Linked DNA regions of Homo sapiens: region 1 is linked to region 2. The links are chromatin contacts, found by Hi-C or POLR2A ChIA-PET in ENCODE. All regions are on one chromosome and are shown on one strand. The core of a region is the stretch at or near the end of the contact, and the rest is flanking DNA. Distances in the headings are between cores, read along the strand shown. Region 1 has its middle 54 kb from the start of LINC02154. Region 2 overlaps LINC02154 (long intergenic non-protein coding RNA 2154).

The links. Hi-C counts contacts between places; a loop is a spot of excess contacts on that map. ChIA-PET counts read pairs that join two places held with the same protein, here RNA polymerase II (POLR2A). Pooled maps may share reads with other maps.
Region 1: a loop to region 2 is called in a map of astrocyte of the cerebellum, with 3 times the contacts of the local background. The contact joins two enhancer-like sites. A Hi-C loop is called at or near these places in 2 of 168 maps with a recorded cell type or tissue (B cell and astrocyte of the cerebellum) and 2 of 50 pooled maps. POLR2A ChIA-PET finds 5 or more read pairs at or near these places in 2 of 52 experiments (OCI-LY7 and activated B cell).

What each region holds. Positions count from the first base shown.
Region 1 is chrX:13,246,362-13,253,381 of GRCh38, reverse strand. No RefSeq gene overlaps it. Among named protein-coding and RNA genes, the nearest start is that of LINC02154, 54 kb to the left of the region's middle. Within about 2 kb of position 1,946, at least 3 of the 41 ENCODE cell types and tissues checked have a DNase peak (open chromatin) inside an H3K27ac peak, as active enhancers do.
Region 2 is chrX:13,285,246-13,292,253 of GRCh38, reverse strand. The region is part of intron 1 of LINC02154 (long intergenic non-protein coding RNA 2154); the gene reads left to right. Among named protein-coding and RNA genes, the nearest start is that of LINC02154, 15 kb to the left of the region's middle. Within about 2 kb of position 5,158, at least 2 of the 41 ENCODE cell types and tissues checked have a DNase peak (open chromatin) inside an H3K27ac peak, as active enhancers do.

The DNA.
Region 1 (7,020 bases), core at 697-3,196, 36 kb after region 2:
CCTAAGAGTGGAATGACTTTAGTGTGTATATCAGTCACCTATTGCTGCATAACAAATAATCCTAAAATATAACAACTTCAAACAACAATATTTATTACCTCACAGTTTCTATGGGACAGGAATCTGGGAGTGGCTTAGCTGGGTCCTCTGGCTCAGGTCTCTTAAGGTCTGTACGGAATCAAGGCTGGAATCAAGGTGTTGAGCAGGGGCTATAATCATCTCAAGGCTAAGCTGGGGGAGAAGACACTTCCAAGTTCATGCAAGTGGTTGTGGGCAGGATTCGCTTCCTCAAAGCCTGTTGGACTGAGGGCTCCATTCCTAGCTAGCTATTGGCCAGAAGACACCCTCTGTTTCTTGCTGCATGAGCCTTTCTGTAGAGCAGTTCCCAATATGATGGCCTGCTTCACCAGAGAGAACAAATGAGAAGAGTCAGAGAGAAAGCACAGCTGAAATAACATTCTTTAGAACTTAATCTTGAAAGTAATATCCCATGACTTGTGCCACATTCTGTTTGCCAATGTCAAGTTACTAGGTCCAGCCCACACTCAAAGTGGGGACTACACAAGGGCATGAACACTGGGAGCGGGGAATCGTGGGGGCCATTTTAGAAGGTGTCAACCACTGTGTAATGGTGCAACGTGGCATAAAATTTTTAAATTCACATGGATTTAAGCAGCAAAGTGTTTAGAGATCACTACTCTTTGCCAGTTTATTCCAAAACATCAAATCCACTCAGAACATGAGAAATCTAGGCTAGAACTGTGTGTATGAGATAACAAGTCCACCAGGACCCTGGCTCTGATTTGTACGCAGTGTGGGCCCAAGCTGATGTCCTTCCTGCCCTTTCTAGCAACCTCCCTATCATCACCTGCTGGCTTTTGCATTTCTCCTAGCCCTTTCAGACACCCACCTGCCCATCCATCTACCTTCCTACCACTACCAGCCCACTCCCTTGCTCCTAGTGTCTGCTCCACTTTCTGATGCCACATGCCTGGGGTCTCCCAAATGGTCAGTAGCCCAACTCTCTGGATATGGTCATCCAGCTATCTGAATGTCCCCTCATCCACTTAAGCTTGATCTAGTCAAAATTTCTGTTCTTTCCCAGTCTGGAAGGCTAGTTCCTAAGAACTTGCTTCTCCTACTCTGGTCCTTCGTATTACCTGATAACCTCTTGTTCTGACCCATGAAATGGACCCAGCTGTATGTTGAGTTACGGAGAATAGCCAATAACATCATGGAAAATAAATTTGTTAAATGGATTATGATTGGTTTTATGTAGATAAAAAACGGCAGCCAGGAGAGCCTTTTGGCTGAATTTTCCAATTTTTCTGCAGGGTTTTTTTTTTTGTTTTTTTTTTTTTTTTTTTTTAGATATGGATACAATTGAAAAGTTGGCTCCTGTATGTTTAGGGAAGCTGCTTAAGAAATTGTTGTGAAGCTACTGTCTCTGTGAAAATGAAGAGAGGAGGGTCATCAAAAGCTAAGAAGGAGACAAAGAAAAATGGCGACTAAATGCAATGTGGTGTCCTGGGTGGGATCCTGGAACAGAAAAATGACATTAGTGGAAAAACTGGTGACATTCAAATAAAGTCTGGGATTTAGTTAATTGTAGTGCACCAATGACAGTTTCTTAATTTTGACAAAGGTACTCAAGTCACGTAAGATGTTAACCATGGGGAAATTGGGTAAGGGGTTAAAAAAATAAACACTGAGGAGAAATTTGGATAATTTTTATGTTGTGAAGAAACCCTTCAAAAAAGCATAAGGATGTGGGTTTTGTTTTGTTTTGTTTTTAAGAGGATGTGATTCCAGGATCACTTCTGTTTCCTCCCCAGTCCAGATGCCATCTCTTAGGTCAAGACTGTGAGGCAAGCATTTTCCAAGGGAACCACATGCTCGGTGTCCACATTCTTCCTATCTCAGAATGGTTAGAAACAGATGTTTCCACACAAGAATTTCAGCACAGAGTCGGTTTCCCTGCTGAGAAACACACCCACGCTCATGTGTATTTGTTAATTTCTTCCCAACACATAGCTTTCGATTGTAGCAATAGTTTTCCAACCACAAACATATGAAGTCCTGGCCTCAGTGGCCTCCCAGAAGTGCATATTATTATCAGGAAAGCTTGGCCAGTCCCCTAGATGAAGAAAGATGTGAATTTCACTTCCTGACATTTTCAGTGTGAGTGAACCCAGGTAAGCATGTGTCCCTGACCTCAAATATGGTTTTTCCATTTATTTTGGATGGCCACTGCTGAAAAGTATCCTGCTGAAGGGGTAGGTCCAAATCAATCTGGTAAGCATATTGCAGAGGAACTAAAATGAACCCCTTTCTAGTGTGACCACCAGATCGTCAGAGAATGTGTTCAGCATGACATCTCCTAATTGTGGCTTTTTCCTGCAACTAGGGAGAGGCCAAGCATAGTTTTTTGAGGAGTGAAACTTCCAGCAGCAAACCGCTTGGATAATTACTCAAGGTTTTCCCTACAGTATTTTCTAAGGCAATGTGTAAGTATAATTAAGGCTGTTTGAACATGTATTCTCTCCGCAGGATAATAAGGATAATATGTAAGAATCTGTTGCTGATTTATGTGTTTGCTGTCTTCAAGAAAGACTGTGACAAGGCTTTTCAAATGGAGGATCTGATTTTTGCTCAAGACGGTGCCTGTTTTAAAAGTAGTTGTTTTACCACTATTAGAATATTATTTAAGGGCGGGGCACACCTGTGATCCCAGCACTTTGGGAGGCCGAGGTGGGCAGATCACCTGAGGTCAGGAGTTGAGACCAGCCTGGCCAACATGGTGAAACCCTGTCTGTACTAAAAATACAAAAATTAGCCGGGCATGGTGGCGTCTGCCTGTAGTCCCAGCTACTCAGGAGGCTGAGGCAGGAGAATTGCTTGAACCCAGGAGGTAGAGGTTGCAGTGAGCCGAGATTGTGCCATTGAACTCCAGCCTGGGGGATAGAGAGACTCCGTCTCAAAAAAAAAAAAAAAAAAAAAAAAAGAATGTTATTTAAGAAAATGAAACATCTATACAGCCAGTGTCTCCCTTGCAAGACAAAAGGATCACCCTTTTTAAAATAGGTTAGTAAAAATCAGTAAATAAGCCTTAATATGAAGAGATGCACTGATGATAAAATTATTAACTTAATGATAAAATTATTAATAATTATTGGTTTATTTTTCTGTATTTTATTACAGAGAAAAGTTGTAAGAACAATGTGTTTTCTTTCTTTCCTGTATAGATCATGTTCTTCTTATGTTGTGAATAATGTTCTAATTTCTTACCTGCTTGTGTCTGCCATGCAGACCAGCCTGTGGATACCACAGTGCTGGACAGGGAGGAATTAACTTTCATTTTATAGCTCCATGATGTGTATATACCCTGGGGCCACGTGGGATATCATCTTTGTAGGATAAATAAGTTACAAGGCTGAAGTCTTTGATTTCCCTATGGAGTTCCGGAACCTTCTCCTCAGGGCTGTTTCAGAGGGCAGTGGCATCACACTTCACAGAGATCAGGAGAATGGGACCTGTCTCAATGACATTGCCCACAATAAACAGTAATTAACATTTTCAATTATATGATATCAATGATACTATAATCCTGAGTTTCTCACCCTTGGCACTATTGACATTTGGGGACAGATAATTCTTCGTTGGGGGCCTGGGGGTATGTCCTGCTGTAACTGCCCAATGGGTTCTCCTTGCCCACTGTCTAGACAGAGCCAAGTTACCAAGACAGGGAAATTGTAATAGACAAAGAGTTTAATTCACGCAGAGTTGGCTGCATGGGAGACCAGAGTGGTACGGGAGACCGGAGTTTTATTATTAGTCAAATCAGTCTTCCAAAAATTCAGGGATCGGGGTTTTTAAGGATAATTTGGTGGGTAGGGGGTCAGAAAGTGGGGAGTGCTGATTGGTCAGGTCAGAGATGAAATCATAGGGAGTGGAAGCTGTCCTCTTGGTGCTGAGTCGGTTCCTGAGTGGCAGCCACAAAGCCAGATGAGACAGTTTATCAATCTGGGTGGCGTCAGCTGATGCATTGGAATGCAGCGTCTGCAAAATATCTCAAGCACCGATCTCAACTTTTACAACAGCGACTCTTAAAACCATAATTTTTAATCCTGTGGCTAATTTGTTACTCCTGCTAAGGCAGTCTAGTCCCCAGGCAGGAAGGAGGTTTGTTTTGGAAAAAGGCTGTTACCGTCTTTGTTTCAAAGTTAAACTATAAACTAAGTTCCTCCCAAAGTCAGTTTGGCCTATGTTCAGGAATGAACAAGAACAGCTTGAAAGTTAAAAGCAAGATGGAGTCACTTAGGTCAGATCTCTTTCACTCTTACAGTTCACGCAGTTATAGCTTTTGCAAAGGTGGTTTCACTGTGCATTGCAGGATGTGTAGCAGCGTCTCTGGCCTCTCCCCATTAGATACCAGTAGTATATCCCAAGTTATGACAACCAAACTGTCTTCAGATTTTGTGGAATGTCCCCTCGGGGGCACAACACCCCCCCACACACACACAGTTACCCACACCTCTTTGAGAACCACTGCTATCTTCAACAGGGCAGAAATTTTTGACCAAGAGCATCTAGGGAAGAGGCCAATGATGCTTCAGGTTGAAAGGTTTTAAAAGCCCATATATTACTGCCTTTTTAATGCAAGCAAGATGCTGCAAATGCGGGCAATCGTGCAAGCACATAGGATCTGGCTTTTGCATAGGGATGGCCACGCACTTTACTAGGCCTCTAGGTTGCAATGGGCACCCCGGGAGAAGGCTGCCAGAATTCACCCCATAGGTGCAAACCAGCCCACCAGGGAAATCATGCCTGGGCCAGAGTAAATAAACACAAGCTTCTCTAAATAGCCCAGGCAAAGGAAAGAATGAAGGACAAAGAAGGCTTGCTAGGCAGGCATTTGTTTCTTGCATGTAACCTTTTTTTAAAAAACTTGAGATAAAATTCACATAATATAAACTTCACCATTTTAGTCACTTTAAAGCGTACAATTCATGGCTTTTAGTGCAACCATCACCTCTATCTAATTCCCGAGCATTTTCATCACTCCAAAAGAAACCTATATCTTTTTTTTTTCTTTTTTCTTTTTCTTTTTTTTTTTTTTTGAGACAGAGTCTCACTCTATTGCCCAGGCTGGGGTGCAGTGGCATGATCTTGACTCACTGCAACCTCTGCCTCCTGGGTTCAAGCAATTCTCTTGCTTCAGCCTCCTGAGTAGCTGAGATTATAGGCATATGCCACCATGCCCAGCTAATTTTGTTTATTTTTAGTAGAGATGGGGTTTCACCATGTTGGCCAGACTGGTCTCCAACTCCTGACCTCAGGTGATCTGCCCGCCTCAGCCTCCCAAAGTGCTGGGATTACAGGCGTGAGCCACTGCGCCTGGCCTAAGAAATCCATATCTATTAAGCAGTCACTCCCCTTTCCTTCCTCTCCTAGTCCCAAGCAACTACTAATCTACCTTCTGTCTCTCTGTCTCTGTATATTTGCTTATTCTGGACACTCCATATAAATGGAATGATACAATATATGGCCTTTTGTTTCTTGCTTGTTTTACTCAGCATGTTTTTAATGTTCATCCATGTTGTAGCATAGCTCAGGACTTCATTCCTTTATATTGCCAAATAATATTCCATTGTATGGGTATACCACACATGTGTTTATTCATTCATCACTTACTGGATATTTGGGTTGTTTTCACCTTTTGGCTATTATCAATAATACTGCTATGAACATGCGTGTACAAGTTTTTGGTTGAATACATATTTTAATTTTTTTGTGTATATATCTAGAAGTGGAATTGCTGGGTTATATGGTAATTCTATGGAGAGTAACCAACTTTGTAATCTGTAAATCTAAGGTGGTTAGCTTTTATTCTACTATTATTTAAAAATTTTCATTGACCAGACTTGAACACAATGCCAGTGATAGATTCTAAAAGGCCCTAGAATAGGCCTTCCTTAACCTTGGATTTCAAATGCTCTTGGAAAATCTCTGGATTAGTTGCAAGAGAACATAAAGCCTCTAGAAATTGGGTGTCAATTTTGTGCGTGTGCAAATGTGAACGTTACTGAGGAGAAGGTTCGTTGTTTTTAGTAGGATCTCAAAGAGTTCCACGAGCCCCTCTGAACCTAAGACCTCTGCATTAGAAATATCATTCAGCTGCTTTAAGAAAGAAAAGGATTGCAATCCTGGTGTTGGTGCTTGAGAGTGGTGTGATCACTAGCAAACATCAACATTTCTGAGCTCCTCATCTGTAAAATGGTAGCAATGACAATACCTACCACATTGTGCTATCATAAACCTTCACAGTAATTATACCTGTGGATACATCTAAGAGAGCCTGGCACAAGGGGGCTGCTCAGGATGTGCAGACTGCCCTGGGGAGGGGGCATCAGTTCATCTTTTGGATGTTTGAAAGTCTTGTCCTTTATTGAATGTGTCCTGAACAACTCATCTTCTGTAGGGGAGATCGAACACAAAAACAGACTCTTACACTGCTAAGAATAGATATGTTTTACAAAACACAAACTGAAATTAATGTTCTTAGAATGTCTAAGTAATTCCTTGAAAAAAACTTCTTTTTAGGCTACAACTAATAAAACTAATTTAATAAATTCAAACTCCTCTCCTAATAATTTGATACTATCCTCAATCCCTGGCTTTGGGTGTTAATGTGTTTTCTTTCTCCCTTCCCCTCCCTTAACCTCCCCTCCCCTAGCCTCCTCTCCTCTCCTCTCCTCTCCTCTCTCCCTTCCCCTCTGCTCCCCTTCCCTTCCATCTCCTCTCTTCTCTTCTCCCCTTCCCTTTCCTTTCTTTTCTCTTCCTTTTAGTCTTGTTCCCAGATAGTCTGAGTTTAATGAGAAATGGCTACCCCGCACCACTACCTATCCAACTGGGCAAACAAGGAACCACGGTATCATCGAAACCATTTTCTTTCCTACCCATGCCCACCCTTCCATTGAGTCCGTATCACTTCCTGACCATGGCAGCTCCCTAACACAA
Region 2 (7,008 bases), core at 3,909-6,408:
GGCATTCTTTTCCTTTCAAATTTAAAACGTTATTGTTCCCACTCAGGTACCGGGCAATTTTTGTCAATTTTGCTTTGACCATGACAGGGCCTTTTCATCTGAAGATGAAACATTTTTCTCGAGCTCAAGAAAACTTTATTCTCTTCTTCAAATATTTCTTATTTTCCCTTTATTCCAGTTTTCTTTTCAACATGTCGGTAATCCATATATTGGATCTCTAGTGTCTGTCTCATATGCTTTCTCTTAGGCTCTCAGACTACATAGGTCTGACGAAAAATGTGGCATACTTTTGAGTTTGAAACTTCCTAGTATAGTTCATCTCCTGCCAAAAGCTGGAGCAGTTAATACTGTGACTGGCACCTACCTTGCCCTCCTTTCTAATGTACGATGTAAACTAAATGCGTTCAAGTGACAGAAAGGTTTCTGTTTCGTTTTTTTTTTTTTTTTTTTTTTTGAGATGGAGTCTCGCTCTGTCTCCCAGGCTGAAGTAGAGCATCAGCGCCATCTTGGCTCACTGCGGCCTCTGCCTCCTGGGCTTAAGTGGCCCTCCCATCTCGGCTTCCCCAGTAGCTGGGACTATAGGCACACACCACCACGCCTGTCTAATTTTTGTATTTTTTGTAGAGATGGGGTTTCACCATGTTGCCCAGGCTGGTCTTGAGCTCCTGGGCTCAAGCCATCTGCCCACCTCAACCTCCCCAAGTGCCGGGATTACCGGCGTGAGGAACCACGCCCGGCCAAGTTTTTGAGGCTTCTTATTTTATAGAGTTGGGTGAGGGTTGAAGCTACCAACCATGTTTCTTCAGATAGGGAGCTTTCAGATACCTCTGATAGAGATGACCAGCAGCAGTCCACTCCCTCAGCCACATCTGAGTAGGCGGACGGTTTTATGCGGGTGCACAGGAAAACTGCCATGTTGATCTCCGCGAGCCAGACGCTCCAGTCATGCAGTGCCCGGATGTCACGCAAGCACTTGAAATGCACGCAGGCGCAGAAAGTGGCGGGGGGGGTGCGGGGGGATGTCACGCAAGCACTTGAAATGCACGCAGGCGCAGAAAGTGGCGGGGGGGCGCGGGGGGGCGCGGGGGGGTGCAGGGCGGCCTGTGGCACGAGGACATGGCCGGACTCTGCAGCCTATGGAGCTGACGAGGTGACAGTGGGCTGCAAGAGGAGCGCCTCAGTTCACCACCACGCCCCACAGTCCAGGACCCACTGCATTTCAGTGCCGTGTCCTATTAGACAGTTTTGAATAATACAGGACAGTTGTTTTGTGCCAGGTACTTCCATTTGGGGTTGTCTGATGTTTTCTCTTGATTAGAATCAGGTTATGAATTTTTGGTAGGAGAACTTTATAAGTGAAGTTGTGTCCTTATCAGCGTATTGTATCAGGAGGCACACAACATCACTTTGGTATTGATGAATCATTTGGTTAAGGTGGTGTCCTCCAGATTTGTCCACTGTAAAGGTACCTTTTCCCCATTTGCAATTAATAGGACCATTAATAAGGAGACATTTTGAGACTGAAAACCATAGCTTCTTTGGTTCCTGTTGTCCCTGTCTACTTCACGGGCACTTTTATGACAATATGTTAAGGACCAACCTTTTTAGCTTCATCCCACCTTGCTCTTTTTCTAAATGTCCTCTCTCAGCTAGTGGTATCATCATCTGCCCAGAGTCCCCAGATAAAAATATCAGGTATTTTTAACTTCTCCTTTTCCCCACACCCAAGTAAGCAACAAGTCCTGATTCTGTCTCAGAAACATCTCCCAAATCAGGCACCTCCTCTACTTAAACACTTAAACAACAGCCTCCAAACCAGCGTCTGTACTTTCAGAATATTCTGTCTATTCTAGGCCATCCTCCATGCTATGCCTAGAATTATTTACCCTGAACCTAAACCTAATGAGGTCACTCCTTGCCCTGCTTAAAATCTCTTATCTATTATTATCTGTTTGTTGATCTCACTTTATATATATATATATATATATATATATATACACATATATACAGAAAGTAAATGTTCAGGATCTATAGAATATCATCCAAGGCTCCATAGTTTGTCCCCAAGCTACCTCCTCATCCTCCTAATCCAGGCACCCCCCTTTTCCCCGAAACTCTGGTCAAAATGAATCATCACTCCCCAAACATTTCAAGTTCATTCAGAACCTTATGTCTCAGACCCTGTTATTCCCTCAATTTGGGATGCCCTTCCTTCGTTTATTCCTGTCACGCTCTCAGTTGGTCTTTTCAGACCTCTAGGAGATATAACCTTGTCTTTGAAGATTCTCCTATCCCCTTCCTCACAGCAGTTAGTCGTCCTCTGTCTAGGCCTATAAACTCCTCAATTGTCAAAACTGTTTCTCACTCAATATTGTACCTCCAAAACCTAGACAGTTCATAGTTGGTATTTAAGAAATGTTTTTTGAGTAAGTGAAGAATAGTGCAGCTGACAGTAAGCCTCAACAGTTGTCTGAAGAAACATGGCACTGAATATAAAGCTTTGTATATAACTGCATGAAAAATATATTTGTATCACAAAAACTATAACAATATATCTAGCCTCAAATGCATGTCAGCTTCCATTTCCAAACTTGCTTAATTTACAACTTAGTAGGCTTAACATCATTAAATAAGTTCAGGATGAGCAAGTAAATTTCCTCTTCACATAAACATATACTAACTGATTGACCGAGAGACTATTTTGAGTAAGATTCAAGTTCCGTTTTAAGGATTCTTCCCTTGATAGTAAATGTTAGCTTTTAAAATGTATGAGTCTTACCAAGTTGAATAAAACTTAGTTTCAGCCAGGTGCAGTGGCTCACACCTGTAATCCCAGTACATTGGGAGGCCGACGTGGGTGGATCCCTTGAGACCAGGAGTTCAAGACCAGCCTGGGCAACATGATGAGACCCCCATCTCTACAGAAAATTTTAAAAATTAGCCAGGCATGGTGTTGTGTGCCTGTGGTCCTAGATACTTGAGAGGTTGAGGAGGAAGAATCACTTGAGCCCACGAGTTCAAGGCTGCTGTGAGCCACGTTCGTGTCCCTGAATTCCAGCCTGGGTGACAGAGCAAGACCCTGTTTCAAAAACAAACAAACAAACAAAAAACAAAAACAACTTAGTTTCTAACCTCAGTAATAAACCAAGATTTATTTATAAAAGTAGGAGAATAATACCTGTCTCCCAGAAGGATATTGAGAGATACTGATTAAATTGAATAAGAAAAACATGTCTGAAAACAATTTGAATTGTAAAACAGCATACTAATATAACGTACTTTCTGACTCTCCAGTGAGTGTTGGCTATGATGATGTTAATGTTTTGCACTTAAAATATCCCCAGTTCTCTCTTTCCACTGTATTGTTATGATATTCTAGAGTAGCGCTTCTCAAATTTCAATGTACATACAAATCAACGGAGATTCTTGTTAAAATGTAAATTCTTATTCAGTAAGGCTGGGTTAAGACCCAAGATTCTACATATCTATGAAGCTCCTGAAGGCTGCTAGTCCGGCTTGTTTGAGGACCCCACTTTGAGGAGCAGAAGCCTTAATCAGAGGTTCCCAACGTTAGGTTCATCCAAAGAGTTTTCTAAAAGGTGTACCTAATCAGAACTTCCAAGGAAGAGGGTCCAGTTGGCTGTATGTCTAATCACTCTTCTTCTCCACGTGATTCTTAGGTGACCAGAACAATACCAGTAAATGGATAGTTACGGGGTTCAGGATATGCTACCCCCAAAAATGGCACCTTGGCATTTGAAATAATAGCAGAAGCAGGAAGGTTTCTCTTGGCTTTCTTTCACCGTTCTCCCCTGAAGCAGGCCATAAAAGAATTATCTGACCTTCCTCTAAAGTAGGCCATAAAACCTTCATTCCAGAGGTGTCCTTTCTATACCTGAGGAAAGGAATGTCCCTATCTCTGAAGGCAAAGGAACACAAAAAAGAATCTGAACAAACATGCCTTGCTAAGTTCCCTCTAGTTTATTACCATTAGACTGTCAACCTTAAATAATATGACTCAGAAAATATAATCAACTGTGCTTATTCGAGTTTATTTGAGTGCAAAGCTTGAGGATGGACACCCAGAAACACTGACTATAAAAGAATGGGTCAGCGTTCCAAAGTGGGAAAGTTAAGGTTTCACTTATATAGGCAGTTAACAGAGTTGCAACATTTTCCATACAAGGTCAATATATATGGTATAGCAGTTTGGTTGGTTATAGTTTGCTACATTCCAAGGTAGGTTGCTTTAGCATTCTGTGAGGAGGGGTGATGATCTGAAGGGGGTCTTATCTCTGGTGCCACAAGGCCTTTCCTAATGATTTGCAGGAAAAAGTAGAAGTTGCAGCTGCATGCTACATGACTCATGCCACATAGTCACATTCCTCTCAAAGCTCAAAATAATTTAAAGTTCCAACAGCTTTAAGTCTGAATGATTTAATTTTACAAGATCGTACCCTTTTGTCCCCCAATAATACTTATGCACAACTATCTATAAAAAGTTTGCCCTGTTTCTTTGAGTATTCATTTCTGAAGACTCCCATGTCGTGTAAAATTTATATTAAACAGATTTGTATGGTTTTCTCTCATTAATCTGTCTTGTATTATAGATGCCACAGCCATGACCCTTACAATGGGTGAGAATTTTTTTCTACCCTACAATGAATATTTGAATGTTCTACAATCTAGGTACTCAAACTGTGGCCCAAGTGCTGGTAGCATTAGCATCAACTGGAAGCTTGTTAGAAATGTAGAATCTCAGATCTCACCCCAGAATGGACTATGGACTCAGAATCTGCATTTTAATAAGATTCACAATTCACAGGTAACGTGTGTAATGTGTATGTTAATTCTAAGAAGCACTATTTTTAATTACATCTTATGTTCAAAATTCATTATTTCTCTCACTGTTTCAGAATCACCAAGAACCATAAACCGAGGATACTGCGCGCGCGCGCGTGTTTGTGTGTGTGTGTGTGTGTGTGTGTGTGTGTGTGTGTGTATGTAAGGGTAGTTATTTTAACAGATGTCACCCGAGCCTTTGGAGCAGCTTTACTTAGGATTACATTGATTGAGTGCTTTAGGTGTAGAGAATGAAACTCTGAGGACATGATCTGAAAGGAGATAGTGAAACAAGGAAATAGTTCAAATTCTTTGTATGTAACATGAACTGGAATTGAAAGCTGAAATAGGAGAAGAGATGAAGGTCAGAGTCCTTTCTTTAATATATGAATACATAATAATCATATTTTAAATGATTGCTTTTTAGTATAGAGATTTATACTTCCTCTTCCCTTGTCATTCCAAATGTTCATTCACTAAATTGTACTCTCATGTGAAAATGCTTGGGATATTTGAGGAAATTGAGTTAATCAAGTTTCGGGAATTCAAGTCAGTTTCAGGTCAATTACAAAGAGGTGGGTGGGGGTGATCTTAGCTGATGTCTGATGAACACCAGCTAGTTAATTCTATATAATCATACATAAAACAAACAGACTTTTATTCATAGTAGTTTGTAATGTATTCATATCCAGATTGCCCTGATCACAAATAAATTGGTCAAAGTGCTAGAAATATTACATAAGAAATAATTTAAAATGTTCCGTATGTACTGAAATATGTTGAGAAAATTTCTACCAAAGCCCAAGTTGTGTCCTAGTAGTAAAGTAGAAATACTGTTGTTGAAACATTGAGTGTATCATGGCTTGGAGCCCTGAGAAAGTTGCAATTTCCAAAATTGCTTGATTCGCTGAGTTAATTTAGTTATTAGAATAACCTGAGTCATTGCTAGAACTTTAACTAGAATAATGCATCTCGATTGAGGTTTTTTCCTCCTCCTTTACCTTCCACTTTCAGGAAAAAGAAAGAAAGTTATGACTAGCAAAGTTATTTTCCAAAGAGTTATTCCTAAAAACATATTTCAGATGACATTAACACCTAGTATGGAGTATTTTCCAAATAGTAAACAATGAAAATATCCCTGTTATTAGGAGAAAAATAGTACTTTATTTTAAGACGTACAGCATTTATCTTTACCAGTTAAGGTAAAGTATGCGATAACACATAAACCCCAAATCTCAGTGGCTTAAGAAAATAGAAGTGTATTTCCTTTTCATGTAAGGTCCAAAAGAGGTATTCCTGATAGATGGGTAACATTCCTCCAAGCGATAATTTTGGTACCCAGGCTTCTTGCATCTTGTGGCTTTGCATTTTTTAACATAGGACTTACAAGGTCACGGTGACACAGGATTTTTCACAGCCCCTTTGCCAGACTTGCAGCAGGGGGCACACCCTCTACACGGCCCACCGGGCCACATCTGGCTTGCATTCCGGCCTGTAACTCCTGCAGCTGCACAACTGCATCCTCAGCCCCTAGGGGGAGGGAACACATGAGTGAGTGAGTGTGGGGTCCAGCTGGCCACTCCAAGTGCCGACACAGAAGCAAGTTCCATGCAGGGCCTGCCGCCAGACCAGGCATGTTGCCCCAAGGGGAATGTGGTGGTACCCAGGCAGGGGTGCCTGTGACCCCAAAGCCCCAGAGTGGCTGTTACAGTGTGCTAATTAGCTCTTTTTGTTCTGCTGTTCACAGCCAGATGGACTGCAGTATGTTAGCAGCTAGTCAGCCTATTGTCCCCCTCTGGCCCACAGCTCCAGGACCAGCATGGCTCTGGGACTGGTTTGGCCCTGCCACTGCTTCTGTTTTGTGCGGCGCTGCCCCCCCACTGGTGAGGGCAGAGGGCCAGTGCCACAGCCTTTCTGGGTACCCACATTCAGTGGGTCTAGAGCTCTTGTCCCGCATCCAAGAAGAATGAGGTCATGCTGACTGTTGAAGGGTGATGAGGGCAGAGAATTTTATTGAGTGACGAAACAGCTCTCAGTGGAGAGGGGATGGGAAGATTGAGTTGTCTCTTCCCTGAAGTCAGGTCGTCTCTCCCCCAAAATCAGGTCATCTCTCCCCTGAAGTCAGTTGGCCTCTACCCCAAAGTCAGGTCACCTTTCCCCCAAAGT